Linked DNA regions of Homo sapiens: region 1 is linked to region 2. The links are chromatin loops, found by intact Hi-C in ENCODE. Cell type or tissue: mammary epithelial cell. All regions are shown on one strand. Each heading gives the region's core, and the rest is flanking DNA. Links, peaks and the distances in the headings are about the cores only. Region 1 overlaps OR3A2 (olfactory receptor family 3 subfamily A member 2). Region 2 overlaps RAP1GAP2 (RAP1 GTPase activating protein 2).

Region 1 (2,916 bases), core at 115-2,614, 510 kb after region 2:
ATTAGAAATCACTGTGTCCATTTCACTGTAACATCACAAGTACTAACTAGTTTTATTCATTGCTAATTTGAGAGGCAAAAGTATAACTTTACTTTGCCTTTTCTGCTTATGAGTGAAGCCATTATCTCTTATCTGTTAAATATGTTTTCATTTGTCTGTTTGTAAATTGCCTTTATGTTCTTGGCTTATGTATTCACCAGTATCTCAGTGTTTTCATATGCATTTCTTAGATCTTTACATGGTAAAAATATTAACCTTTTCATATTTTCTGCAAATATTTCTCCAAGTCTGTTTTTTGCCTTTTAACTTGGTTAACTTTTCCATAAATTTTAAAAAATGTTTATGCAGTCAAATCTGTTGATATTTCTTTGTGCCTTCTTCCTTTTCTTGTATGCCTGGAATATTAATCTAGCCTTTCTTTTGATACATTTTATAAATATATGTATCCAAGAGGGATTTTTCCAATGAATAATCAATTACCTCAACACTATGTATTGAGTATTTCACTCCCTGCCCCACCCCTACTGATTTGTGGTATTTAATTTATGCATATATTAAATTATTTTAAGTTTAAAAATGTGTTTCTGATCTGCATCTTCCATTCCATCAATTTTCTATTCCTAAATCACTATGGCTCAAATTGTTACACAATAACAATCACCCCCACACATTTCCAGTCATTTAGACACCAGCCAGAGACTACACTTTACATACATTATCTCATTTAACTCTTCGAACAAAAGTCCCATGAGGCAAATGTTAGAATTTTCATTTTATAGATGAAGAAAGCCCCAGGAAGAAAAAGTCTGACAGAGAACACATTCCAGCTTTGTCTTCATTCTTTTTCCCAGTTTGTTTAAGAATACACCACCTGGCTTCTCTCAATCCAATTTTTCTTACTTAGTGCCCATGCATACCTCCTACCACCTCCTAATTTGGATTCAGGGTCAGATCAGCCAAACAACTGACAAGGTGCCAACACATAACAAGTGCTAAAATGTCACTGCAACATTTCCACTCTGATTTACTCACGCAACTCCTTTCATAACTGGCAAATGCAAACTTACAAACCATTCCTGCCGGAACACGCAGAGCCCTCCAGTGGAAGTTTCAGAAACTCTCCTTGCCAACGCTGCCTATCTTCATTCAACATTTTGTGGCATGTCTGTGGAAATAATGACAGGTCATCAGCCCTGCCATCAGCCAAGCATTCACTAGTCATCCAAATACAACAGGTGATGTAGGCTAAAATTCTAAAACTGAACAACTCACAGTACAGTGCTTTTCAGTGATGATAATTCATTTTTTCCCTATTGTCTAAATTTTAAACATTTTAATCTGTACCTTGAAAAGTTATCTGGTTTAAAAAATCACAAAAGAAAACTGAAGACAGGATAAATGGAAAGTGTTTTGCTGATGTGAATGCCAGGAAAACAATAATTTTCATACATATTTTGACAAAATTTTAGAACTATATTTATATAAACTTTATGTGTAAGAAGTGTAACTAATGATAGATACAAATAGTGGAAAAAACATTAAATAAAAGAATTTCAAATAAACTTAGATGTTATGTTCAGTGTAACTACTAAATCCATTAATGGTAGCCAACCAAGAGAGATGTGCAATTATTAATTGAAAATCTACTTCATGCTCTACAATAAATATTTGAATAAATGTATAAAGAATATCAATTTGAAGATGTATCCAAATCTTACACTGTCTGGGTTGCCAGACACCATACTTTAGCTGCGCTCATACCTGAGATGTCCTCTTAACTCTTTCCCCTCTAGACTAGACAGACTTCTCCACAAAATCAAGAAATTGGGTATCATTTTTTAAAAAAACTTCCTCAGAACCCAGCACACATGATCACCATCAATTAATGTTTTCTGAGTAAACAAACGCTGCATCCCTCCTCACTCCTACCTAACCCCAATTTAGCTCCTCTTCAGAAAGACCAGTTCTTCCACCCCTTTGACTGTGTTCTCCATCTTATGGAAGATAATTACACAGAAAACAAAAGATTCACCCTAGGTGAGCTATGCACATGGGTTCCGATATCTGTGTCTAATTTCATACCTCTTTCTGCTTCCAAACCCAAAATGGACATTCAGGTCCCAGGAAGCAAGGCCCACACTTCCTTATATGAAATTCTTTTTATTTAACCTTCATTTTTTATTTTAGTAAAATATGCATAACATAAAATGTATCATTTAACCATTTTAAGGGTACAGTTCAGTAGGATTAAGTATATTCACTTTTTTGTGCAACCTCACTACTATCGTTCTCCAGAACTTCTTCATGTGCACTTTTTAAAATTATTATTGTACTTTAAGTTCTAGGGTACATGTGCACAACGTGCAGGTTTGTTATATATGTATACATGTGCCATGTTGGTTTGCTGCACCCATTAACTCATCATTTACATTAGGTATATCTCCTAATGTCATCCCTCCCCCATCCCCCAACCCCACGAGAGGCCCCGGTGTGTGATGTTCCCCGCCCTGTGTCCAAGTGTTCTCATTGTTCATTTCTCACATATGAGTGAGAACATGTAGTGCTTGGTTTTCTGTCCTTGCGATAGTTTACTGAGAATGACGGTTTCCAGCTTCATCCATGTCCTTACAAAGGACATGAACTCATCATTTTTTATGGCTGCATAGTATTCCATGGTGTAAATGTGCCACATTTTCTTAATCCAGTCTATCACTGATGGACATTTGGGTTGGTTCCAAGTCTTTGGTATTGTGAATAGTGCCACAATAAACATACGTGTGCATGTGTCTTTATAGCAGCATGATTTATAGTCCTTGGGGTATATACCCAGTAATGGGATGGCTGGGTCAAATGGTATTTCTAGTTCTAGATCCTTGAGGAATCGCCATACTGTCTTCCACAATGGTTGAACTAGTT
Region 2 (2,916 bases), core at 329-2,828:
TGACACCACTGCACTTCAGCCTGGTGTCACAGCGAGACTCCGTTTCGAGAGAGAGAGAGGAGAGAAAGAAAGAAAGAGAGAGAGAAAGAAAGAAAGAGAAAGTCCCATGGAAATGGGGGTTTCACATTTGGGGGATTTGCAAAGTAGTCACGTGGGTGAGGCAGGAGGGAAGCCTAGTAGCAGAGAAGATGATGCCTTCGGCCTTGAGTGTGGTGCGTTTGAGGAGCTTGTGGATCGTCCCAGGGGTGTGTGTGGTTGGGCTCTTTAGCTCAGGAGAGCTCAGCTGAGTGGATACCCACTCGCACATCCAACAGCTCTCATTCCCAAAGCGTGTTCTGAGTGTGAGTCCTACAAAAGTGGACAATTCAGACCCTGTTGGGTTTTGTGGCACTTTCTAGTCAGGGAGGCAGATGAGAACAGAATGAAGAACGCAGATGGTTTCAGACAGTGCCCAGTCCTGCGAAGGAAATAGAACAGTGAGGCGATGAGGGTGGGGCTCGGGGCTGGGGGAAGGGGCTACCCTGGGTGGGTGGTCAGGAAGAGCCTCTCCATAGAAGGGACATTTGAGGCCTGGCGCGGTGGCTCATGCCTGTAATCCCAGCACTTTGGGAGGCCAAGGCGGGTGGATCACCTGAGGTCAGGGGTTCAAGACCAGCCTGGATAACATGGTGAAACCCCCTCTCTACTAAAAATACAAAAATTAGCCGGGCGTGGTGGTACCTGCCTGTAATCCCCAAGCTCTTCTCCCAGCCCACCCGGCACCAGCCAGTTTGAGCTCTGACTGGGAACTGGGATCTCATTCATCCCATCTGGTCAGCATCTCTTTGGTTGCTTTTTATCAGCTTCCTATTAGAAAAAAAAAAAATCCCCTTGAAAAACAAGGGGGAGGGTTCATACACGATCGGTTGCAGCAGGCACGCCAGTGACGGTGGGGGCCCAGGGGGAGCGTGGCAGAGGCTCTCAGGCTGGAGGCCAGCTACTGCTCCGGCCAGCCCTTCCCTGTGGGGGAGCCACAAGAGGCCGTCCCTGGGCCTGCAAGCATGAGATGAGCCGAGCACTTGACCAAAACTAGTTTGGGTCTTAGAATTTAACTTATCCTGGGCCGGGTGCGGTGGCTCACGCCTGTCATCCCAACACTTTGGGAGGCCAAGGCTGGCGGATCACTTGAGGTCAGGAGTTCGAGACCAGCCTGGCTAACATGGGGAAACCCTATCTCTACTAAAAATACAAAAATTAGCAGGGTGTGGTGGTGCACGCCTGTAATCCCAGCTACTCGGGAGGCTGAGTCAGGAGAATCGCTTGAACCTGGGAGGCGGAGGTTGCAGTGAGCCGAGATCGCGCCATTGCACTCCAACCTGGGCGACAGTGAGACTCCATCTCAAAAACAACAACAAACAAACAAAAATAATACTGCGATTTCCTAGCAATGCCCAGTGACTTACCCTAAATTCAGTGAAAGTTGAAAAAAAAAAAGAAGTGGCATTTGAAGGAGACCCGAAGGAAGAAAAGGAGCCAGTGTGAAGCTGTCTGGGGAAGAGCATTCCAGGTGGTGGGAACAGGCTTGGCAGGTGTGAAGATGAGGAAGGAGGCCCCTGAAGAGCCGGCGGGAAGAGCGGGTGGATGGGAACACAGTTTCCCCGTCCGCCAGCAGGTGGCACTGTTGGCCCAGGACTGCCCGGGCATGGCTGGGAGAGCAGGTGGGGCCGCGGGTTCTTTGACCTCAGGTTTGTGATTCTGGCTGTGGGCTCATCACAGGCTCTACCTCCACCCTCTGGGGAGATAAGCCCTGGCCGGGGGCAGAAGAGCAGTTGTAATGGTTTCCTGGCTGTTCTCCTTCCCCAACGGGTCTTGCTTTCAGTGTTTCTTTGCTTGCTCCCTCTCCAGAGGTGACTTCCCTCCCGGTTTCTGGGTATCTGTGTCTTTGCTCTCTCCTTTTGCTTTTCTTTTTGCTCCCTTGGTCTCTTCTCCTCCCTCTCTCATTGCTCCCTGGGGGGGCAGGTTCCTGTCTCAAAGATTAATTACTTGCTTTTTTTTTTTTTTTTTTTGGGAAACCTCGCTCTGTCGCCCAGGCTGGAGTGCAGTGGCACGATCTGGGCTCACTGCAACCTCTGCCTCCCAGGTTCAAGCGATTCTCCTGCCTCAGCCTTCTGAGTAGCTGGGATTACAGGCACCCGCCACCACGCCCGGCTAATTTTTTGTATTTTTAGTAGAGACGGGGTTTCGCCATGTTGGCCAGGCTAGTCTCAAACTCCTGACCTCAGGTGATCCACCCGCCTCAGCCTTAAAAAGTACTGGGATTACAGGCCTGAGCTACCATGCCCGGCCAATTACTTGCTTTCCTGATGTAGCTCAGATGGAGCGGGTGGTGACTTAGGATCAGGAAGGTGCTGTTTCTCATCCCATTGCCTACCCTTCCTTCCCGTGGCTTCAGATCTCCATAAAGGGCTGGGGCTGGGGTCGTGACCCCGTCGGTAGAAAATGGTCCCAGCGACCCTTCTCTCCTGGAGCCCATGGACCCACCTCCCAGTGCCATGCCCTGCTCACCTCCAGCCCCTCTAGCAGGCAGCCCTGTCTTCATGTGAGAAGGGAGAACTGGATGGCAAAGCAGATGGCACAGAACAGCTGCACAAGAGCTCACCGAAGGGCTTGTTATGAAAGAGTCATTTTTGTCAACAGAAGTACGCTTCTGCCCTATACTCCGTGCTCTGTGAATTATTTCTCAGGGGAGACTAAGCTGGCCAGAGCCTGGTGGTGGCCTCCTGGCTGTCGGATGTCAGAGTTAGGGCTGCAGGTTGAGGGGTCCTTGGCTTTGGTCTGTGAGTACCATGGTGGTTAAGAGCCTGGTCTCTCTCTCTTAAATTTTTTTTTTTTTTTTTTGAGATGAGATTTTGCTATGTTGCCCAGGCTAGTCTTGAA

Evidence for each region. Hi-C counts contacts between places; a loop is a spot of excess contacts. Peaks named below come from ENCODE experiments on the same cell type or tissue, not always from the same donor. Only the 100,000 strongest peaks of a DNase experiment are listed, where the experiment ranks them.
Region 1: it touches region 2 in a loop (10-fold over the local background); 2 of 110 quality-filtered maps call a loop at or near these places.

The regions. Positions count from the first base shown.
Region 1 is chr17:3,334,962-3,337,877 of GRCh38, forward strand. OR3A2 (olfactory receptor family 3 subfamily A member 2) reads right to left here. Exons shown (of 5, transcript NM_002551.5): 2 at 1,068-1,165. Among named protein-coding and RNA genes, the nearest start is that of OR3A1, 38 kb to the left of the region's middle. In mammary epithelial cell, for the core only: a CTCF peak has its summit at 1,093 (motif pointing left); no DNase peak of the experiment used is centred there.
Region 2 is chr17:2,826,959-2,829,874 of GRCh38, forward strand. All of the region lies in intron 2 of RAP1GAP2 (RAP1 GTPase activating protein 2), which reads left to right. Among named protein-coding and RNA genes, the nearest start is that of RAP1GAP2, 32 kb to the left of the region's middle. In mammary epithelial cell, for the core only: a CTCF peak has its summit at 1,649 (motif pointing right); no DNase peak of the experiment used is centred there.